2 separate regions of the Homo sapiens genome follow, and region 2 is linked to region 1. Evidence: read pairs that join two places in POLR2A ChIA-PET (ENCODE). Cell type or tissue: GM12878. All regions are shown on one strand. Each heading gives the region's core, and the rest is flanking DNA. Links, peaks and the distances in the headings are about the cores only. Region 1 overlaps KIAA0319L (KIAA0319 like). Region 2 has its middle 22 kb from the start of C1orf216.

Evidence for each region. Peaks named below come from ENCODE experiments on the same cell type or tissue, not always from the same donor. Only the 100,000 strongest peaks of a DNase experiment are listed, where the experiment ranks them.
Region 2: POLR2A ChIA-PET joins it to region 1 with 5 read pairs; 2 of 35 experiments call an interaction of 5 or more read pairs at or near these places.

The regions. Positions count from the first base shown.
Region 1 is chr1:35,445,460-35,457,718 of GRCh38, forward strand. KIAA0319L (KIAA0319 like) reads right to left here. Exons shown (of 21, transcript NM_024874.5): 10 at 10,554-10,782; 11 at 8,903-9,026; 12 at 8,098-8,230; 13 at 6,169-6,317; 14 at 4,899-5,050; 15 at 4,408-4,546; 16 at 2,714-2,873. Among named protein-coding and RNA genes, the nearest start is that of ZMYM4-AS1, 86 kb to the left of the region's middle. RefSeq lists a silencer at 5,641-5,820. In GM12878, for the core only: a CTCF peak has its summit at 5,779 (motif pointing right); no DNase peak of the experiment used is centred there; H3K27ac peaks cover 262 bases.
Region 2 is chr1:35,691,139-35,703,397 of GRCh38, forward strand. No RefSeq gene overlaps it. Among named protein-coding and RNA genes, the nearest start is that of C1orf216, 22 kb to the right of the region's middle. RefSeq lists enhancers at 1-59, 60-575. In GM12878, for the core only: no CTCF peak of the experiment used is centred there; no DNase peak of the experiment used is centred there; H3K27me3 peaks cover 184 bases.

The sequences.
Region 1 (12,259 bases), core at 4,228-6,727:
GAGTGACCAGTCTATATCTGCAAATACTTGTGTGAATATCTACCCCAGAGCTTCAACAGATACCTCAAATCCAACAAGTCTCAAAATCAACTCATAACCATTAATTGCACACTATGTGTGAGGGACTATACAAACATTAACTTATTTAATCCTCATAACAATCCTATAAATAGGTACTAGTATTTTCACAGATAGTAAAACAGGTTCAGAGAGGTGAAGTAACTTTCCCACAGAGCTAACACTAGTAGGGCAGGGCTCAGAAGCTGGGTCTAATATAAGGGCCATGTTCTTTCCTACTGTAAAATACTATTTTCTTCCAATCACATGTTCTTCCTGAATTCCTTAACTAAGTCAATCCAGTACAAGCCAGAAGCTCAGGGAAACCCAGAAGCTTCTCTCTTGCTCATGCCCCCTATGCAGTGCTGGTGAATCTGAGCAACCTGTCAACAGTGCTCTTACCAGCACTCTTGCTAACATCTTTCCACTGCTTGCCAGCCAATTCCCGCCAGCTTGGATCAATCAAGCAGCCATTTGCCCTGTTCCTACTCCCAGGCTGCTGAGTATACTTATCCCTAATCGTGCTATCTCTGACCTAGTGAGCCCTGACTGTAGATTAAATTCACCTGGGGAGCTTTTCCATTCTAGGTACCCAGACCCCACTCCAGACCAACTGAACTATAATCTCTGGGGCTAAGGCTTGGGCAGTGTTATGTTCAGACAACCTCCGCAAGATTCTATTGTGTGGCTGGAGTTGGGAACCACTGCTCTCACCTCATGTTTCCAACTTGGCTGGTCCCCCAGATCTGCCTCCATTTATTACCCATCCCCTATCTCCACCATCTCCTTTTCCTCTCAGTCTATACAAATGCTCACAAACTTCCTATTTTAAAAAGATGTTCATGTTCCACAAGGACCACAATGAAAAAAAATTTTTAAAGATATTCTTTCAATCCTACCTCCCATATTATTTTCAGCACCAACTTCCTCAAAAAGGTGTTATACTGACCATCTCTGTATCCTCAAACCATGAAATCTGTCCTCTGCCTCCAACATCTAAGTAAAATGCTCTCACTATAGTTGCACTGATCTACTAATCACAAACCCATAGGCCTACTTTGTGTTCTCACCACACCTCCATCCCTGTAGCATCTGAATCCTTTGGAAGCACCCCTTTTGCCAGATCACCCCTTAACTTCCAGCAGACTACTCTCATTTGGTTTTCCTCCCACCTGATTGCTGTTTCTTAGTTTCTTTTGCTACCTCTTCTTTCTCTGCCTCCTCCTTAAATAATGATGCCCTTCAGAGTTGTGTCCTTATCCATCTTAGCTCTCTCCTAGTGAGACTCACCCGTTCTCATGGCTTTGGCTCCTGCCTGTATGCAGTAACTCCTATCTCGGGCTCTTCCTTCCACAAGTTCCAGCCTTTACTTGTGGCTATCTGACGGAACATCTCCTGACGCAGCCAGTAAGACACCCCAAATTCAATCATCCATACTGGTTTCGCCTGCCTTCCCAATCTCAGTTAATGACCTGAACCATCTATCCAGACATCCAAACCAAAAGCCTCACATTTGCTATCTCACTCACCTTCATTCGTAAAGGGCCAGGTACTACTGAATTACCACTGAATTTCTTTTAATTTCTTCTCCTCTTCTTCCACTATCTTAATTCAGGTTTTATTACCTTTTCACTGGACTAGTCCAGAAGCTTCCTGAATGGTCTCCCAGCCTTTGGTCTCTCCCTATTTTAGACTAGCTTCCACACTACTGATCTTTCTTTAAAAAAAAAAAAAAAAAAATCAAATTATGGAAATTCCTTGCTTTTAAAAACAAAACAAAAACTTCACACACATAAAACAAACCAACTTGGATCTGCCTACCCAAACTATTAAAACTAAGATCCTCAGCTTGCATATAACTGTTCTCAATCTCCACTGCCAGTCTTGTCTTCTACCACATCCTGGGGCCACTAAGCTTGAACCAAGTGACTTCTTCTGGAAGAAACTGTGTACTTTCATACCACAGGGCCATTGCTCAATGCTGTTGCCCTGTTCTGAATTTCCTCCCCATCCTCCCATGCCTGGTCAATATAAGTTTCCTTTTCCCCTTTTTTTTTCTTTTTTTTTTTTTTCTTGAGACAGTCTCACTCTGTCTTCCAGGCTGGAGTGCAGTGGTGTGATCAGAGCTCACTGCAGCCTCAAACCCCTGGGCTCAAGTAATTCTCCTGCCTCAGCTTCCCAAATAGCTTGGACTACAGGCGAACCACACTGCACCTGGCTAATTTTTAAATCTTCTGTAGAGGTGGGGTCTTGTTATGTTGCCCAGGTTGAAGTTTTCTTTATTCTAGAAAAATCTTTGGATTACTCCTACCCCAACTCTCCTAGAAGAATTCATTGTCCTTGCCACAGTGTTCCACAATGCCGCTTGTTGTACCAAACCCACACCGTACTAATGTTCCATATTTACTTATCTCCTCTACTAGACTGTGGTTGTCAAAATAGTTGACCTCCTACACCCTGGAGCCCTGCTGAAGTGTCTAGTACAGCGCATGTCACCTGCACTAGAAGACAGAAGTCTATTGAAGAAAAGGCAACATGAGTGTTTCTGGTCAGAAAGCCCACCTTTCTCTATCTAACCACACTATTTCTCAGCTCATTCAAGAAGCCCGGGGGCCCCTGGTCTTTCCTTTGCTCCCCCCATTCATTGCCCAGCTACCTCTGCTCCGTGTACGGCTGAATCTTTTGCACAATGATGTCGGAATCCAGCACCCCCAGGAGGACCCCAATCTGGCGGATGAACATCCCCTTCAGCCTCTCAGTTAGCTGACTGACGTTGATATCCAAGATGATCTCCACCAGGTTGTTTTTCCTGGGATCTGGAAAGCATGTGGATCAGTCATGGCTTTAGAAGTAGGAGAGTAAACACAGACCTGCCACTGTGCATTTGCTTTGGCACAGGAGAGAAAGGAGTGAGAACATTCAGATATCCTTCAAATGGAAAGGGACAATAGTGAATTCCTGATCGGGCAATCTGGGGCTGGCTTAGAAAGCTTCTAAAGCACTCCTGCTCTCTATACCAACCTGAGAATTCCCACACATGTGCTGGGGATAAGGCTGAAGCAGTGATGCAATGAGGGGTGGGGAGTAATGACGGGAGTGGGGAAGAGAGAAACACTTAAACATTTGTTTTAAAAGCCTCTGTGCAACTGGCAGTGCTGAGCAATCCAGGCCAAGTGGGGGTTATTAAGCAATCTCTCCTGACTCACATCTGATTTTCAGTGCCTCGCTGTATTTTGTGCACAACAATGGGAGGAAAAGTGTCCATCTCAACAACCTCCTCAATAATGGGAATGCATCCGTCCCTCCAGGTTTAAATACAGTTAACAAAAGAAAATCCAGTCAGCCAAGACACAAGGATTTCCTTAGAGCCACATCACAGCTGCACTATCTTTGTATAACTCTAAAACGGTGAGGCTATCATGTTTTACTTTTGAATATGTCCTAAAGATGTTCTACATTTGGAATTTCAAACTGATTGTTTGGAATGCCTTATTTACATACTTGAATGCACCACTTGCCTGTTCTGATGTATAATTTGCATAATTAGTAGACTATCTGTGATCTGACTTTAAACACCAAAGAGATTTTATAGTGTCTCAGCTACTGTCCTTCCTAGAGGCAGGACAAGGACTGGAAGACCTCCCAAGATCCCTTCCTGTCCAAAACATCCATATATGAGGTTGGCCTAGATAATAAAGAGTAGGTTTAAAGTTAATACCATTTCATCAGAAGCTCAGGAATTTATACAGCTCTATCCCACCTCCATACTCAGTGCCTCCCTATCACCATATTAATCTCAAAGCAAAATAAAAACATGGTTCTATTTAAGAAGAAAATTTTTATTTCTGCAAAGCTGAAAAATGTAAAGAGCACTATTACTTTACCTTCCCTGGATTATCAGACAAGGCCTGAGGCTCAACTTATAAAAATAAATTGTTTTCTGCATCTGGATGCTGATGAGACATCATGACTCAAGCTATTCCCATGCTCAGATTCCCAAGCACTCTGAGCCCTCTCTCATCAGTCACGAGGAGAGGAGAAAGTGCTGGACTACGAGCACAAAGGCCTGGCTCTGACACAACTGCTGTGTGACACTGAGCAAGTCCTGCCCTCTCTGAGTTTGTTTCTCCATCTGAGATGAATAGGGGGAGGTCTGTATTTCTGCATGGGTAGGAGGTATTATTGGAACAGACGGTCTCTATGGATTTTTCAGCTTGGGGTTTCTCGATTATTTTTAAAGCTGGACATGCCATCTGGCTCTGTCCATGCTCGGGGAAGGGGATCTCAGGATAGAGGCCTTGATTGGCTGATTCAGCAATTCTACTCAGCCTCATCACTAAATGAACTCACCAGGTTTCACCTCCACAGTGGTCCGGTCTGTGTCACTCTCACCCTTTGCATCGGTCACTTTCAGGTGAAAAGTGTAGGTTCCCTCAACCAGGTTTGAAAGAAAAAGGATAGGGTGATGGTCAGAGTGATTTAACACCTCCTGTAGGGTTGAACAACATGGCTATGTTACAGAACAAAATGCCATTCCTTTCCTGGAGTCAGTTGCTGCTTTCACCATAACTAGGCCCTTCAGGGCTGAACTGTTTCAACCTTGGGCAGTTCCTGATACGGAACAGCATTGCAGCCTACAACTGCTAGGATCAGGGAAGGGAAACCCATTCTGTGCTATACTAGCTTACAGAATGACCCTAAGCAAGTCACTTCACCTCCCTGGATTTCAGAGAACAATCTGGGTTTGATATAAGGGACCACTTGATTAAAGCATATACTGGAACGCGTGGCTCCTCCTCCTCCCCACTCCTGTGTAGCTCTCCAGCTCCTAGCACACTTACCCCTGCTGCTGGGCTCCCCTCATCTCGAGTCCAGAGGTAGCTGACTATTCCCTTGTCATCTGAGGACTTAGAGCCATCCAGCTCTGCTGTGCTCGTGGGTAGGGTAATCACCACATTCCCAGTTATCTTGGCTATAGGTGGTTTGTTTATTTCTAATCAAAAAGAAATCATTGACATAATGTGACATTCTGGAAAAGAAGAAATGTTTCTTCATGATGCTTATGGGGAAATTAAAACATCAAGAGTACCTTAACTGGAGAACCTTTTTAAGTGCCTGTCCCTGCCACCAACCAACAGTGTAGATGAAAGCTACCAGCGCTGCAGTCCTGAGGTTCCAGTCCTACCCAGAGAAATGTTCTCCTAACACTGTACAACAGAGGGGACGAGTGTGCTTTCCTCTCATATTCTCCCAGCAGCCTTCCCAAATGGAATCCATTTCTCTGCTTTGGAGGTATGTGATGATCAGAAATAACGGCCCAAACTGGCTTAAAACCTTGGAGTTTAGGTTTCACCTAGCTGATCTTGCAAATTCTCCTTCAAAATATCTTAAAATGTTATTCTCTGAATATCTTTTTGGACCCCTTCCTTGGAACTTCACAAGAGAAAACAAAGAGCTACCTCTCTTATTCGGAGCCCCACGTGAAGCTCTGTATATTCAGATGTCTGTGCAGTATTTACTCAGCTTGGTATCTTATGTCTGGAGGTCTGCATATCTGATGGTTTTTCCTGCTATCAACTTAAGGCCCTCAACTTAAGGCCCTCTCCCACAGCTCTCACTGGTCACTGTGCCTGTAAACTAGAGCAAGGCCTCTGGCTGGCCTCAGCTCAAAGGCTCAGGGCAAGCATAGTCAGCTGTAGTGCGGCCGTCATTCTCAAGCCTGACAGCAGGTGTCACTGTAGCTAACAGGAGTCACGGCCCAGGTCTCAGCAATGCAGAGGGGCAAAATAAAAATGCAAAGAATAGAACCCTTAATTCTTTCCCTATTCAACTGAGAAATAAAGTAAGGAGGGAAGGAGGGAGGACTGAAAAGAAAGTAAGGGGATGAGAGGGAAGGGAAGATGTAAGCAGGAGGAGGGAGGGAAGTTAAAATTCACCTTACAGTCCAATTAAAGGCTGTTTTAGAAAAGAAAATAACAATTGCCCTCACCCCAACCCTCTTACCCACCTCTTGCTATCTCTAATCAATTTCTGCAGGCAAACATGACAGGATAAATTCTTCAGCTATCTGACCCTAAGAGGCTGCTACACAAACTGGAGGCAGAGAGGTACCTTCTTTGACAATGACATTCACAGAGCTCTGGCTTTGCAGGTTCCTCTCATCTTTGACAGTCAAGGTGAACACATAGGTCCCCACTTGCAGCCCAGTCACAGTAGCAACACTGCTGTTAGCATTCTCGAGCTGCACCCCATCAGGTCCCCTGCAAAAAAAGAAACTAGAGGGTAGAGTTGTACCTGTCTGCTGCTGTCCTGTCCCTAACTTAGCAGGAGGAGACAATGACTCCCTCAGCAAAGACACGAACTACTGTTACCCAGACCTTGACAAGACATGTTTAAAAATATTTCAATTGGACAAAGTGTCATTTGGCCTCAAAATACAGGCTGCCTGCTGGTCAGAAAATTCAAATAGCTTTCAAACACCTCTAGCCTTATCCTTTATATGAGCTTCTAGAACACTTGAACGCTTTACCATTCTAGTTTGTAAAAGGAAGAAAGTTCTCTGAGCAAGTCTCTGATCAAAAGAATGATTTAAGAGTGATGTTTCTAAAAAGCATTTCTGGCCCAGTAGTTGGTTTGGCTCTTGCCAGCAAGGAAGCAAAATGCATTTCTTAATCACGTGCCCAAATCCTTCCTGATGAAAGAAAAGGAAATGGGGCAAGACTGCAGAGGAACTCTCAGGACAAAATCATCTTGTTTGTAGCAACTCTATAAGCAAAGTTCCCTCCAGCTCCTGGACAGGGGCCATCAAGCACCTAGGACACCCTACAACCCTTCTTCCCCCTTGTGGCCTCAGAGACTTGCCTGCAGCAGCCAAGGGAGCTCTGTGCCAACATTCAGGCTGCACACAGCCAGAGAGCCCTCTGCTCAAGGATCAAAATGCCCCAGAGCTTTTAACTACAGGAAAGCCAGAGAAATCTGCAGACATCCAGGATTTACTTTGTTTTGCCTTTTAAAGTTACAGCCTCTGATCCTGGTAGCTCCTCCTGAAGCACAGTCTCCTTCAAGAAGCTATGCTAAGCATTATCTCTGCTGTAAACACTAATAAAACTCAGCTAAAAGGTCTATCAGCCATATCTTCAATAAACAATTATAATTAAAAACACCCTGGGCTGGGTAAGATTATGTTCTACAAAAGATAAAAACAAGAGCTGAGGGAAATAATTTCTAGATTCCAACTCAGCAATCTCAAAAGCAAGTCATTTGTATAGTCAAATTAAAGTTCTTTTCCACCCATCTCCAATGCCTTTGTCAAACAAACAAACAAACAAACAAACAAACAAACACAATACAAAAAAAAACCCAGGCTGTCCTATGGTTGCTACCTTTGGAAACAGAGAATACTTTTAACTCTTCTTAGAATTCTTTTGCTACTTGTGGGATCCTGCATATAATTTCAGTTGCATTAGTTATGCTTTAAAGGAGCTAAAAGAAACTACAGGAACTAAGAATGGTTCAGTTAGGTAATTTCTATGTAATTAGAATTATTTTGATTACCGCCTTTGGCCTCTGGCTAACTTAATTGGTAAATGGTGTCTTCAAGAAAACAATAACAGAGTAATGCTTTCATTTTATGGATGTATTTTCAATTTCTCTTAATAGCTGCTCTGCCCCATCCCCCGTGCCAGCCTTACCCAGTTAATTCTGAGCAACAGTATTTTTCTGCTCCATTACCCCTTCCATCCTGCCTCTCAAGTGTAATTAAACTCTGCATTTCAGCAGATGGATTGTACCTGAAAAAGCACCAGGATCACACAGTACTACCTGGGGACTAGTTGATGGCAAGCATTCTTTTTTTCTTACAAAAATTATGATTATAATATCATTTTCTTGGAGTTGAAGTTTGGAATTGCAAACATTTCTTCCTCAGTCACCCCACTGGATAAGCCAATAAGAGCAACTCAACTCATAATAGCAAATAAAACCTTGCTCTTCCAAGGTCTGGAGGCTTTGCAAAAATAAGGATTTTGTGTCAATACTCACTGTGTTTTTTCCCAGAGATATGAGATAATTTTCTGATCATCTGAGCTCTTGCTGCCATCCAGGGTTGTGCTATCCACAGGAAGGGTCAGCTCTTTATCTGGGCCTGCATCTGCCTGAGGAGGCTTATTGTTTTCTGGAAGACAAAGAGTTAGAGGTCAAAAGCAGCCAGTCCAGGTGGGAAAGGAGAGGAACCAATTGGGACACATGTTCTGGAAGCCATGGACTCTGCCTCTCAGGCCACAGAACTGTCAGATACTGTGGGAGATGTGGTTACCGTCAGGGAGCACACAATAAAGAATATAAGGCTGAAACATATCAAGCAATTCTGACAGAAACATAGAACATAATGAAGTTATAATGCCATACTAAACTTGAACTCTAATGCTAAGGGAGTTCAAATGAAAGGATTTGAGTGACAAGACAGGGCTGTCCTGAGGAAGTCAGTTTTAAGCAGGCCCTTCAAGGACGTGGTATTGGGTTGGTGCAAAAGTAATTGCTATTGAAAGGAATGGCAAAAACCGCAATTACTTTTTAGGATTTGGGATGGCATAAACTCTATTTCCTAGGTCTCTTTGAAGGTACCAACAACAAGCCAAGGGAAGGGCACAAGCTGAGGCTGGGAAGTATCCTTCATCTCTAGCTATGAAGAAAGCACAAGGGGAAGGAACAATAGAAGTCACCAGAGGCTCTATGGATCGGTGCCTTCTGCTTCTACCCTCATACAGCTCAGAACCCAACACTCTTTTCCCCCAAGGTTAAATGGACCCACCAATAGAAGAGCCTGAACCACAAGGCTGGAGCTTACCAGGTTGCACAATAACAGTCACTTGAGCAGTGGCCTGCTGTCCTATTGTGTCAGTCACTGTGAGCTGGTAAGTGTAGTCTCCTTCTTGCATCGCAGAGAGCTGTAAGGTTGGTGTTCTAACACCCTACAAATACAAATACAGAAGTGGAAAAGTGGACTCCAGGAATCACATCACACAATAATTCCGACTCTGGTAAAAACGATTTAGTTTTCTAAACCAAAGACCTAAGATGGTACTGGGCTATTACGTACCAGTTCAGCATGTGAGTGAATATGGAGTCAGATATCATGAGGCACCTTGCTAAGGGTTTCCCCCTTCAAGGAAACAACCCTCTCTGACACAGCAGCAGTTTCAAATAAAGCCAGAACTCTCATAAGAGAGGGCAGTATTGGGAAATGTGCAGAGATTACCAAGGCCAGTCTCTATGACTCAAACCAGAAAGAATACCGTGAACAAACAATAAATGACCCAGTTTTAAAAACACTGTTTAAAAAGATCCTCTTCCTACTGAAGCTACACAGTGCTCCTAACAAAGCTGTCTCAGTGAAACATGGCAGCAGCTCAAGATGCTGTATAACACCATACTGTCTCCTTCAGGTCTGTACAGGTTCTGCAACAACCTAACATAACATTTAAACAAAAGTCAGGTAAAATGGAGGCTTTAAGGGAGGCCTTAAAACTGAGAAATATAGAATCTTGAGGGACATTATAAATAATTTTGGGCAAACTTCCAATGCAGGAACTTCCTGTAGAGCAGTAGGCAAAAACTAGTAGCCCATGGGCTGAATCCAGCTTGCAAATATTTTTTTTGGCCTGTGGTGTCTCTCATATTGGAAATTTTCACATAAAGGTCTCAATTTCTTTCTTCTCTTGAAAAGCTGGGTTATCAAGCAATGTTAGGACCATCCTTCCATGTGGCAACAACCAGCTGGACCTGAAGAGTAGATGACTCCTTTAGTCAGGGCTTAAGTTCAGCACAGCCACCATCCAGTTTTCTTTCTTTATGTTACCTGCCTGGTGACAGATCTAGTCTCTCTTCTTAAGCATCTCTAGAGAGAAGATACTCACCATCTAGCCAATCTACTCTAACTTGTTATAGAGCTCACTAAGATTTGCACCCTTGTAGCTTCTAAATAGTTTGACTCTCTGGAGTCATCCAGAACAACTAACATTTCTCAGCCTTTTCCTCTAATACTAAACATTTAAGATAATTTTTTTTTTTTTTTTTTTTTTTTTGAGATGGAGTCTTGCTCTGTCACCCAGGCTGGAGTGCAATGGCGTGATCTCGGCTCACTGCAACCTCCGCCTCCTAGGTTCAAGGGATTCTCCTGCCTCAGCCTCCCAAGTAGCTGGGATTACAGGCGCACGCCACTACGCCCGGCTAATTTTTTTATCTTTAGTAGAGACGGGGTTTCACAATGTTGGCCAGGCTGGTCTCGAACTCCTGACCTCATGATCCGCCCGCCTCAGCTTCCCAAAGTGCTGGGATTACAGGCGTGAGCCACCATACCCGGCCAAGATAAAGATTTTTGCTACCACGTTAATCAAAGGCCCCTAAAGCTTTCTCAGTTTGTTTGGAGGTTTCTAAAAATGCAGTCCAGCAGCTCTACTTCTCTTGGGCAAGAAAAAATAGGAACCATTCCCTCCTACCTGCATCTCCACCACTTTCCCTTTGCTGCTTGGGCTGAGTGACCACTCATAGCTGGTGATGCCATGATCATCAGTGCTCTGGTTCCCAAAGAGGGTGATGGAGTTTTGGGGCAGGGTGATCACTTGGTTGGGGCCTGCGTTGGCCACAGGGGGGTAATCCACAGCTTTGTTCACTGTCAGGTTTGCAGTAGTAGAGTTGGTAGCTCCATCAGAGTCTACTACAGTCAAGCTATCAGGGCAGAGAGAGGAGTGTGATCAGGGACGGGTTTAAGGAAAGAGGAATAAACACTAGAAGACTGAAAATTAAGGCTAAGAAATACCAATGTGGCAAGGTTACCTATTCTTACCCACTTCTATTGGAGAAGCAGAAAGTACTACTAGAAGCTAACACTGACTGAAGTTTTATGATGTGCTAGGCACTGCTCCAAGTTCTTTATATCTCATTAAATCCTCACAACAATTCTATAAAGTATCATCCTCATTTTACTCCTCACATATATGAGGAGAAAGACAGAGAGGCCAGGTGCGTTGGCACACACCTGTAATCCCAGCACTTTGGGAGGCCAAGGCGTGCGGATCACCTGAGGTTGGAAGTTTGAGACCAGCCTGGCCAACATGGTGAAACCCCATCTCTACTAAAAATACAAAAATTAGCCAGGCATGGTGGTGCAGGCCTATAATCCAGCTACTTGGGAGGCTGAGGCAAGAGAATTTCTTGAACCCGGGAGGCGGACGTTGCAGTGAGCTGTGATTGCACCACTGCACTCCAGCCTGGGAGACAGAGGGAAACTTCATTTAAAAAAAAAAAGAAAAAGGAAGGAAGGAAGGAAGGAGAGATGGAGGGAAGGAGGAAGGGAGGGAAGGAAGGAGGGAGGGAGGGAGGGAGGGAAAGAAGGAAGGAATGAAGGAAGGAAGGAAGGAAGGAAGGAAGGAAGGAAGGAAGGAAGGAAGCAAGCTTGCCCAAGGTCATACAGCTTGAAAGCAGTGGAGTCAGGTTCTGATCCAGGCAATATGTCTCCAGCGCCATTTTGTCCTGCTGCTGCCTGCACGCATCTGTGTCCTGAGGTCTCTATAAGAATTGTCTGATATGGCCCTCATAACAACCATATAGAGTAGGCATCATTGATTCCAGTTTTATAAGAGGCTTAGAGAGGCTAAGTAACCCACCCAAGGGCTATATAGTGAGCCAAGATGCAAGCATAGTTCTCTGATTCCAAAGCTCAGAAACCAAATCTTAAGAAGAGGTAATTCTTAGTCCCTATTCCCGATTCCCTACGCTATGTAGTGCAAGCTCCGTCTGCAGCAGGCTGTTTTCCCATCATCCTGTTCCAGCTGTTTACACATCACAACGATGGACATCCTAGGCAGACAGCCTGCGGGACGAACCAGGAGGGCTGGCTCCAGTAAGGCAGGAGCTTGAGATGAAAATGAATTCTCCTACGCAACAGTCCCACAATTTGTGCCAGTGAGACACAGGATTTGCAAAAAAAAAAAAAAAGAAAGAAAGAAAATAAAAAAAAATGTTCATTTATAAGAGCAGGCTTTTACCTAAATGATGCCTTCCAGCTGAACAGCCTAAAGCTTCTCATGCCACCTCAAAATGTGAGCATAAGCAAGCAAGGAGGTTTGGGATCTTTCCATTTTGCTGACAGAAAGAGGAAAAGCATAGAAAAGACATGTAGTTTGTTTAAATCTCACCACCAGCC
Region 2 (12,259 bases), core at 6,477-8,976, 250 kb after region 1:
TCTTTCTCTCAATAAACAGCTGGAGCCTGCCTCTGTTCTGCCTCTCACTCCATTTCTACAAAGGACCCCTGGAGAGAGGTTGTAAAGTCGGTAAAGAGGGGAAGGCGTGGGGTTGCCTCCTCCGCTGGGACTTGCAGCTGTCAACGCAGTTGCCTGGGGGACACCCAGCCAGTCCCGTGGGCTTGGGCTAGCTAGGGTGAGGGTGGGGGAGGGTCGAAGAAGCAAGAACAAGGCTGGGAGGCTGCAGGGTGCCCCACACTTGAGCAGGTACTCGGCCGGAACCCTAAGCCTCTGGAGCCCCAGGTTGGCCCCTCAAAGGAGGCCTAGCTGCAGCCCAGAAGACTTCTCAAGAACCTTCCCCACCCCAACACACACAGGGCTACAGGAACCCTCCCCACCCCAACACACACAGGGCTACAGGAACCCTCTTCACTCACAGACACTCACGAAGCCCAGAGCTGTTAACTCCTACACTGGGGCTTGTGCCTGTAATCCCTGCAACTTTGGAGGCTGAGGCGGGAGGATTGCTTGAGCCCAGGAGTTTGAGACCTGCCTGAGCAACATAGGGAGACCCCCCCCCCCGCCATCTTTAAATAAATAAATAAATAAATAAATAAATAAATAAATAAATAAATACTGCCACACCGGGTTCTCCTTCTCCTACTCCAAATTGGGACAGTGGGAATGCTCAGCTGAACCTCTGGGCCAGGGAGAGGCTGAGTTGCCTCTGAGGTCAGCATCTTAGGTGCAATTCCAGCCCTCATAGCCCCAACAAAACTCACATCTGTTCCAGAAGAGTGGCTACATCTAGTCAAAGTTGTCTCAACACTGTTCTAAGAACCAGGGGCATACAGCCAACTCCTGGCACTAGGGAGAAAGCCGCTTCCTCCACTCCTCTGCTTGAGGAGGAGCTGGCGTTGGTATCCAGGAAATACACAACTGTCCACACATAAACTGGAGGCTCCCTAATGTAACTACAATCAAATAACAATAATCCCGACCCCGACCCAGAGGTGAAATTGCTGGATCATATGGTAATTCCATGTTTAATTTTTTGAGGAATTGCCATGTCATTTTCCACAGCTGCTGTACTATTTATATTCCCACCAGCAATGCACAGGGGTTTCAATGCTGCACATTCTTGTCAACACTTGGTATTTTCTGGATTTTTGTTTATTTGTTTTTGACAATAGCCATCCTAGATTGCCTTAGTAAAGTAGGGCAATCACTTCTGAATGTGGTCAACATTCACAGTCTTCATTTCCTTAAGTTCTGCTCACTCCATCCGTCTCTCTAATTGGGCTCCCATCTCTATCAGTCTACTGAGCCTTGCCTTGCTGTAATGGTTAACGTGTCAACTTGAGTGGACATGTGGTTGCTCAGATTAAACATTGTTTTCTGTATCTGTGAGAGTGTTTCCAGATGAGATTAGCATTTGAATCAGTGGACTCCCTAAAGTAGATTGCCCTCCCCAGTGTGATTGGACATCATCCACTCACTTGAGGGCCTGAATAAAACAAAAGGCAGAGGAAGGAGGAATTTGTTGCTTTTTTTCCTGCCTGGCTGCTTGAGCTGGGTCATCCTGATGGCAGCAGCGGGCCATCTCTGTCCAACATATTCCATCTTTCCTTTATGGGCTCCTCTTCTCAGCCCACAGATGGTTGCCATCAGCCTCTGACTGCCCCGGGAGCCTAAAGCCAACTTGAGAGAGGATTAAGGCCAGGCCTGATGGCTCACACCTGTAATCCCAGCATTTTGGGAGCCCAAGGCGGGAGGATCACTTGAGCCCAGGAGTTTGAGACCAGCCTGGGCAACATGGCAAGACCTCATATCTTAAAAAAAAAAAAAATTTTTTTTTAAAAACTAGCCAACTGGGCGCAGTGGCTTACGCCAGTAATCCCAGCACTTTGGGAGGCCGAGGCGGGCGGATCACCTGAGGTCGGGAGTTCAAGACCAGCCTGGCCAACATGGTGAAACACTGTCTCTACTAAAAAATACAAAGATTAGCCGGTCGTGACTGTGGGCGCCTGTAATCCCAGCTACTTGGGAGGCTGAGGCAAGGAGAATTGCTTGAACCCGGGAGGCAGAGGTTGCAGTGAGCCATGATTGTGCCACAGTACTCCAGCCTGGGTGACAGAGCAAGACTCTGCCTCAAAAAAAGTAAATAAAAATAAAAAAATTAGCCAGGCATGGTGGCACATGCCTGTGGTCCCAGGTACTTGGGAGGCTGAAGTGGGAGGATCACTTGAGCCCAGGAGATCAAGGCTGCAGTGAGCCATGATCATGCCACTGCACTCCAGCCTGGGCAACCCTGTCTTTAAAAAAAGAGAGAGAGAGAGAGAGGTTTAAGCTGAATGATGCCGTGATTACAGCTGACATTCTTATCTTCAACAGTATGGCTCTAACATAGGCCCCCTCGGACATGGCTGAAATCAAGGTCACCTCCTCATTGCCTAAAGGCATTTCCCAAATTCTGACTAGGTCACACTCTGCTAACTGCAGGGCCTCGTGCAGGGAAAGATGGGACAACCAGTGGCTAGGAGAGACTTTTGGCACAGGCATCATATTCATGAAGAGCCTACATTTTATACTTTTATTTCCAATTAAGTTATACATAGATTCATCCGACTTTTTTTTTTTTTTTTTTTGAGATGGAATTTCGCTCTTGTTGCCCAGGCTGGAGTGCAGTGGTGCAATCTCGGCTCACTGCAACCTCTGCCTCCCAGGTTCAAGCGATACTTCTGCCTCAGCCTCCTGAGTAGCTGAGATTACAGGTGCATGCCACCAAGCCCGGCTAATTTTTGTATTTTTAGTGGAGACGGGGTTTCACCATGTTGGCCAGGCTGGTCTTGAAATCCTGACCTCAGGTGATCCACCCACCTCAGCCTCCCAATAGTGCTGGGATTACAGGTGTGAGCCACCATGCCTGGCCGATTCGTCTGACTTTTAAAAAACTGTTAAAAGGAGTAATTTATTAAGGTGCTATGAACTAAATATTTGTGTCCCTGCAAAATTCATATGTTGAAGCCTAAATCCCCAATGTGATGGTATTTGGAGGGGAGGACTTTGGGGGGCAATTGGGTCATAAGGATAGACCCTCACAAATGGGATTAGTGCCCTTATAAAAAGAGACATGAGAGAGATGAGAGATGATCATTCTCTGCTCCCTACCACAAGAGAACACAGCAAGAAGGCAGCCATACACAAACCAGGAAGTGGTTTCTTCCCAGACATTGAATCTGCTAATTCCTTGATCTTGGACTTCCCTGCCTCCAGAACTGTGAGAAATAAACGTCTGTTGTTTAAGCCACCCAGTCTATGGGTGGTACATATTTGTTACAGCAGCCCAAACTGACTAAGACACAAAGTAAGCATTTAAATTATACCATACTTAAAACACATTGTTGGCTGGGTGTGGTGGCTCACTCCTGTAATCCTGGCACTTTGGGAGGCAGAGGTGGGTGGATCACCTGAGGTCAGGAGTTCGAGACCAGCCTGGTCAACATGGTGAAACCCCATCTCTACTAAAAATACAAAAATTAGCTGGGCATAGTGGCGCACACCTGTCATCCTAAATACTCGGGAGGCTGAGGCAGGAGAATTGCTGGAACCCAGGAGGTGGAGGTTGCAGTGAGCCAAAATTGTACCGCTGCACTCCAGCCTGGATGACAAAAACAAACAAACAAACAAAAAACATTGTTTTGGCATTACACACTTTTTTTTTGAGACTCTGTCACTAAGGCTGGTGTGCAGTGGCATAATCTTGGCTCATGGTAGCCTAGACCTCCCAGGCTCAAGTTATCCTCCCACCTCAGCCTCTCAAGTAGCAGGCACTATAGGCAAGTGTCACTGGACCTGGTAACACTCTTTTTTTTTTTTTTTTTTGAGATGGAGTCTAGCTCTGTTGCCCAGGCTGGAGTGCAGTGGCGCAATCTCGGCTCTCTGCAACCTCCACCTCCTGGGCTCAAGTGATTCTCCTGCCTTAGCCTCCTGAGTAGCTGGGATTACAGGCGTGTGCCACCACTCCCAGCTAATTTTTAGTAGAAATGGGGTTTCACCATATTGGCCAGGCTGGTCTTGAACTCCTGACCTCAAGCGATCCGCCCACCTCGGCCTCCCAAAGTGCTGGGATTACAGGCATGAGCCACCACACCCAGCCCCGGCAACACTTTTTAAATGTGCTCTGGACCTTCAAATACACAAAGGTGGCCTGGGCTCTGATAGCCTACGAGAGGCCCTAAATGGCTGCCCCTCCTGAAAATGCCCGCCTCAGTGCTTCACTGTAATTGTCATGCTTCTGCTCCCTCCTCTGCCTGTTCTTCTTTTCCCCACCCCGTAAATTAAAGCCTTCCTTTCCTAAGATGCAGCCTCCACTCTCTGGCTCTTCATCTCCCATTATCTTGCCCACCACCCCATGTCCACCAACCTTGCTAGGACAAATAATCTCCAAATTTCTATCTTCCAAAAAGACTTTCCTCCCTAGCCTAGGCATGTATTTCCCAACTGTCTAAAGTTGGTTTTCTGAAAACACTCTTAGGTGGAGACCTGCGGGCAGGAATTGTATTGAGGAATGCTCTTGGGATCAACACAGTGGGGAGGGAAGAAAGGAGGATTGCGCAGATGAAGTAACTGAATGGTCAGAACAAAAGCCCCAAACAACCTGAAATGAGTTTTGGAAACTGAGTGGCCTTCAGACATGCTTCTCCTTAAGCAAAGGGACCCAGCCTTTATACCCCTACTTTGGTCAGTCATTGGATGTTGACTGCCTGGGAAGGCAGTGTGACCTTGGGCCAGGTGGCTCTCTTCTGTTGAGGGCAAAGGCAGAGGGGCACTCAGCTGAGAGCCCTCAGCTACCAACACTCCTAGAAACAGGGCGATGAGTGCCTTATCTCTGAAAGGGGGATGTGGGTGAAGTATCACATCATCTCCTACCAGCCACCTGCTGATCATCTCCACTTGGAAGCCCTCGGGCATCTCAAATTCAACATACCCGAAACTGAACTGAATCTGTTCCTTTTCTGTGTTATTTGATGGTATGACCAATCTGCTAGGCTTGGTAGCTGAGTCAATTATCCTCAACAACTCCTTCTCCTTTACCCTATATCCAACCAAGACTTCATCCCATAGAGGATATTAGGCTTTGTCTAAACTCCCTTGAATTCATCATTCCCATCTCCTCTTTCCCCACCACTGACCTGGCTCGGCCCTCAGCACCTTGTTATGGCATCGTACTTCAATGACCATCCAACAGATTCAGTGGAAAGAGCCTCTTAGCACGGCACAGGCAGAGCAGGTGCTACATGAAAAGTCTGTTGGGATACTGTAAGAGAAAAAAACAAAAAAAAGAGTGTGATACTCAACTGCCTAGGAATTAGTAAAGAAGGAAGGATAACAATTTTAATAACAAATGTTGTTAATTGTAATATATATAACACCACACGGTATGTTTTGTTAATTGTTATATTTATACAATCATGTCTACTTATTAATTTTATATTTATTACATTTGCAAGGATATCTTTGGGAAAATGATTTCACAGTATTTCTCAAGGGCCATGAAGACACTTTGATCTGGGAATTCTGAGAACCTACCCTAAATAAATAGTTTGAAATATGAGAAAAAATATGAACAAAGATGTTCATTCTAACATTATTCATTATACACAGCTTAAATATCTAATAATAGGGAATTAGTTAGATATTTAAGAATGAGTGGTTCAATGGAACATGATGAAACTATTAAAAATAATGGTTTCCATGCTATGTAACAGCATGGAAAATTATTGCAATGTTAAGTCAAAAAGTTAGGATTCATCATGCTTATGCACTATAATTGCAACTACGTAAAAAGTATTATTAGGGAAAACAATGTGAAAGAAGATACACCAGCATGCTAAGAGTTATATTAGAAAAAAAGAAAAGTCATCCCTGGTATCTTCAGCCCCGCTCCCCACATGGTAATTTTTATCATTGGTCTTTCTTTCTCTGATATTGACAACAATGTCTTCTTAGTATGTAAAGCACTCTGGAAGTGCAGCTTCAAGATTCAGTCTTTTCGCCGGGCGCAGTGGCTCACGACTGTAATCCCAGCACTTTGGGAGGCTGAGGCAGGCGGATCATGAGGTCAGGAGATCGAGACCATCCTGGCTAACACGGTAAAACCCTGTCTCTACTAAAAATAAAAAAAATCAGCCAGGCGCAGTGGCAGACACCTGTAGTCCCAGCTACTCGGGAGGCTGAGGCAGGAGAATGGCATAAACCCGGGAGGTGGAGCTTGCAGTGAGCCGAGATCGCACCACTGCACTCCAGCCTGGGCAACAGAACGAGACTCCATCTCAAAAAAAAAAAAAAAAAAAAAAAGATTCAGTCTTTTCGATCAGGTTGCTATCCCAAGCCCCTCTTATGATCAGAGTAATTCCATAACGCTACTTCTCAAACTTGTAATTGGTAGCTTTATAACATAACATATAATATATAATACAATATAATTATGATATAATAAATAACATGCCTTAGTATTTCACTTCTTTTTGTTGCTAAATAATATTCTATTGTACGATTTGCCACATTTTTAAATCTGTTCATCATTTGATGGACATTTGGGTCATTTCCATTTAGGCTACTATAAATATTTCTGCTATGACATTGTGTACAAATTTTTGTGTGACTACTGTATATGTTTTTGATTCTTTGGGGTATATATGTACTTATCAATGGAAATGCTGGGTTGCATGGTAACTCTATGTTTAAACACTTCAGGGATTGCCAGGTTATTTTCCAAAGCAGCTGCACCATTTTACATTCCCACCGGCCAGTTATGAGGGCTCCAATTTCTCCACATCCTCACCAACACTTGTTATTATCTGTTCTTTTGATTATTAACATCCTTGTGGGTGTGAAGGAGTATTTCATTGTGGTTTGATTTGCATTTTCCTGATGGCTAATGATGTTCACCATTGTTCTTTTTTTTTTTTTTTTTTTTTTTTGAGACAGAGTCTCGCTCTCTCACCCAGGCTGGAGAGCAGTGGCACAGTAACAGCTCACTGCAGACTCAAACTCCTGAGCTTGAGCAATCCTCTCACCTCAGCCTCCCAAAGTTAGGATTACAGGCATGAGCCACTGTGCCACTATTATTCATTTTTAACCCAAACCAGTTTTTTTTTAACAAAATAAGATTGAAATGTTCCCATATAAAAGTAATTATTGCATATTATTCTGTATTTGGGGGAAAAAAATCCAAAAGACTTAAAAAAAATTTAAGCCACACCCAAATACCACCATCTAGAGCTAACTACTATAAACATTTCAGGGCATTTCCTTCTAATGTTTTTTTTTTTTTCCTATCCTTTCATGTGACATTTGCAATTTTGTTTCTGGCTTTTTCACTTCATATAATAAAATAGCAATTCCCCAACATTTTCCTGAACATTACTGGATATAACAATTTCCTTAGCCATTCCCTTATGAATGGATGCTTGGTTATGTCCAGCTGTATTTAATATTGTGAATAATGCAGTAACATGGTGCTTTGATATTGCTCTTTAATGTCTGTGTTCCATTTGTCCAATAAGGCTCAGATCTTTGAAGAATCTGTCTTTTCTTCCCTTTCCATCCACCTACATCTTTCCAGGGTGGTGCTCAGTCCAGAGTAGACTCATTTAAGTCCTTATTATGGCCCTATTCTGAGCACTTGATACATAGCAAAGCATTTAATCCTCACAACTTCCCTGTGAGGTAGGTAATATTATTACCATCCCTTTTGTCCAAGGTCATTGGCTAGTAATGATGCAGAGGCAGAATTTGAATCCAGGTAGCCTGGATCCAGAGTCTGAATGCTGAACCATCAGTCATCTTGCTTTCCTGTCATGCTAGTGGTGGAGGGAATTAAAAATGAGACAGCCAGCCATCCCAGCTCTGTGGGTGGATTGGTCTCATGTTCAAAATCTGTCACCTAAGCTTCATCCTTCATTTGAAAATGGATAAGGGAAGTGATATGGTTTGGCTGTGTCCCCACCCAATTCTCATCTTGAATTCCCACATGTTGTGAGAGGGACCCAGTGGGAGGTAACTGAATCCTGGGGGCAGGTCTCTCCTGTGCTGTTCTCATGATAGTGAATAAGTCTTACAAGATCTGATGGTTTTATAAGGGGGAATCTCCCCGCACAAGCTCTCTTTTTGCCTGATGCCATCCATGTAAGATGTGACTTGCTCCTCCTTGCCTTCTGCCATGATTGTGAGGCATCCCCAGCCATGTGGAACTGTAAGTCCATTAAATGTCTTTCTTTTGTAAAGTACCCAGTCTCCATATGTCTTTATCAGCAGTGCCAAAAGAAACTAATACAGGAAGTGATAAAGTCAGAAAAGCTGGGGAGTACAGGGAAAGTGATTCAGCTTCAACCCACAAGATTGGAGCTTCCAACTGTCCCCAGCCTTGCACAGTCCTCTTTCCCCGCACAGCACCAGAGAGTTCTTTCTCAAATGCAAATCTGATCCTGTCACTTTCCTGCAAGGCTCTCTGTCGCACTCAGGATAAAATCCCCAAACCCATAACTGGCATGCAAGGTCATCTCTTGCCCCGTGTCTCTACTCCTGGCCTGACTTCTCTCTGCCTCAGTTCTTTCAGGTCCTGCAAACCCCACCGCTCTGTTTCATCCCTGTACCTGTTGTATCTTGGCCTGGAGAGCTTTTCCCTACCTCGCCCCTGCTCATTGTCCTTTGGCCCTGCTCACTCTAAGTCTCTGTTTAAACACTCCTGTCTTCCGCCGGGCGCGGTGGCTCACGCTTGTAATCCCAGCACTTTGGGAGGCCAAGGCGGGCAGATCACGATGTCAGGAGATTGAGACCACGGTGAAACCCCGTCTCTACTAAAAATACAAAAAATTAGCCGGGCATGGTGGCAGGCGCCTGCAGTCCCAACTACTCGGAGAGTCTGAGGCAGGAGAATGGCGTGAACCCGGGAGGCGGAGCTTGCAGTAAGCCGAGATCGTGCCACTGCACTCCAGCCTGGGTGACAAAGCGAGACTCTGTCTCAAAAAAACAAAAACAAAAACGAACAAACAAACAAAAAAAAAACAAAAAGTACACTCCTGTCTTCTATCTAGAAAGTCTTCTTCAAAGCCCTTAATTGGATCGTGTTCCCTGGTTAAACACATACCTTTCTCTTGACATGAATTACATTTTGTAATTGCTTTTCTTAAAAAAAAAAATTTTTTTTTTATTATGGAAAAATTCAAACATAAGAAAAAAAAGAAGAGTATTCTAATCACCCAACTTCAACAATTATCAACCCACAGCCAATCTGGTTTCACCTAACCCCCCATCTACTTCCCTCCTCCTGTCTTATTTTTAAACAATAAAACAGATCGTTTTATTTAATCTGTAAATGTTTTATTTAGCAAGTTTCTCTAAAAGATAAGCACTTTTAAAATCATAGTTACAATATCATTATCATGCTTTTAAAAGGCCAATTATGCTTGTTTTTTTCTTTTTCAACTTTTTATTTTGAAAAATTTAAAACTTACAGAAAAGTTGCAAACTATCTGAGACTAAGTCGCATATGTTATGATCTTTTATCCTTAAACATTTCCACATATATTTCCCCAAAACAAGGAAATTCTTTGATATAACCAAAATATAGTGAGCACATTCAGGAAATTTAAGGTTGATACAATAAAAGATCTACAATAAAATCCATATTCAAACTTTGCCATATGTCCCAATGATGTCCTTTACAACAGGGGTCCCCAACACCTGGGCCACGGACTGTATAGGTTAGTGACCTTTTAGGAACCAAGCTGCACAGCATCTCCACCTCCTGTTGGATCAGCAGCAGCATTAGATTCTCATAGAGGTGCAAATTCTATTGTGAGCTGCGCGTGTGAGGGATCTAGGTTGTGTGCTCCTTATGAGAAAGTAATGCCTGATCTTGAGGTAGAACAGTTCCTTCCAAAACCAAAAATTCCTCCCCCAGTCCGTTGAAAAACTGTCTTCTACAAATACAGTCCCTGATGCCAAAAAGGTTGGGAACCACAGTTTTCGCAGAAATTTTTTCTTTTTTTGAGACAGGGTCTCACTCTGTCATCCAGGCTGGAGTGCAGTGGTGTGATCATAGCTCACTGTAGCCTCGACCTCCCAGGCTCAAGTGATCCTTCCAGCTCAGCCTTCCGGGTAGCTGGGACTACAGGCACATGCTACCACATCCAGCTAATTTTTTTTAAAAATTATTATTTTTTTGTTTTGTAGATACAGAGTCTTCCTATGTTGCCAGGGCTGGTCTCAAACTCCTGGGCTCAAACGATCATACTGCCTTGGTCTCCCAAAGTGCTGGGATTACAGGTATGAGCCACCGCGCCCAGCTCTTTACAGAAATTTTTTTCCAATCCTCCAGTATCCAATCCAGAATCATGCATTGCATTTAGTTGTCCTGTCTCTCTCTCTCTCTCTCTCTCTCTCTCTCTTTTGGAGACAGGATCTCACTCTGTCACCTGGACTAAAGTGCTAGGCTTAAGTGATCCTCCACCTCAGCCTCCCAAGTAGCTGGGACTACAGATGCAGGCAACTGACCTGGATAATTATTTTTATTTTTGTAGAGACAAGGTCTTGCCATGTTGCCCAGGCTGGTTTTGAACCCCTGGCTTCAAGTGATCCTCCTGCCTCGGCCTCTCGAAGTGCTGGGATTACAGGCGTGAGCTACCACACCCAGCCTCCTGTCTCTTTAGTGCCCTTTAATCTGGAACAGTTCATTCCTCTTTCATGGCATTGATATTTCTGAAGAGCACCTGCCAGCTGTTTTGTAGGCCAACCCTGAATTTAGGCTTGCCTGATGGTTTCCTCCTGGTTCTGCATTCCTCAGGTTCCACATCATGGGCAGGAGTGGTACCTAGGGGAGTCCTAAAGGCTGCATCGGGAGGCAGATGTCCATTGCTTCATCATGATGAAGCTGATTGCTTAAGGTGCCCTATAATTGCTTTTTAAATTTCAAATGATCTGGGGCTTTTTTTCTGCTAGACTGTGAGCTTGATGAGGGCAGAAGTCATGTCTGTTATCTCCATCTTTGTATCCCTCAAGCATAGCAAATTTAAACTGGAAAATCGAACCTGCAAATGCATGTGCCGGCTAATGCCTCTCCCTTTATTCAGCCTCACAGCAGCCCCGGGAAGGACTAATTGAGATCTCAGATGGGGGAAAGGAGGCTCAGAAAGGGGCAGGCTCCATAACAGCGCTATTTTCCCAAACTTTTCCTGCCTGGGCTGTTTCCTCCCTTCTAAGACTCTCCCTTTGGATGGCACCTGGGAAAAACCTCCTCGCCACCACCCCCTCCCCCGACTCCCCCCCCCACCCCCCGAAGTAATGGTTTCAAGGGAAACAGAAATTCCAGAAAGAAGGAAAGCAAAGCGCATTAGCTGTCCAGAGCCTAGGGGCTGGGGGAGACGGGGGAGGCCCTATTTGCATTTTTCCCATTAACAAGCTGGAGTTGAGCTAGCTTGCCTGGGGAGATCATCTGAGAGGAAAATCTTTGCATATTTTATTTAAAAGCACGCTGCATTAGGCGGGTAATAATGCAGAGTGTGGCGATTAGGTGAGGCCTGCAGGGGGCGGGGGTGGGGTCCTTTCCCTCCCTTACCTCTAACTAACCCACCCTGGAAACCCCTCAATCCTGAGAACCAGCCTCCCTAAAGGAACAGCCCTTTGGCCTCAGAGGCAGGTTGAGACTCCAGCCTCTGTAATTCCACTCTTTCTTGCTAAGAGAGCCGGAGAGATAGGAGGAACTGCCCTGGGCAGGAAGAAGGACAGAAGGGGGTGGGACAATAGAACAAGGACCAGTGTCCAAAGCTGGACTCTAGCCCTGTGGTTCTAAGTGATGGGGGTGGCCATGTGGGGAAGTGTAGGGAGATACTACCCCTATAGGGGGCTTTTAAACATGTGAAAGAGATGTTTTGGTGTTCTCAATAATTGGGTAGGCAGTGCTATTATTAGTACTTCCTGTCTAGGGGACAGGGATGCTAACTGGGACCTTCCATTGCCCAGGACAAGCTCACTCAAAGAATTATCCAAATGCCAAAGGCACTCCCATTGGGCTAACCCTTCCTGTACAAGTGCAGGCGTGCATACACACACACACGCACACATACACACACACGCACAAATCAGACTTTCCTTTAAGCCCTGCCATTCTGTGTTACTACGGACTTAACAGAGTCCTGGATGGTCAAATAGTTGAATAAACAGGGTCCCTGCTTCATCACAAGCTGTTGAGTTT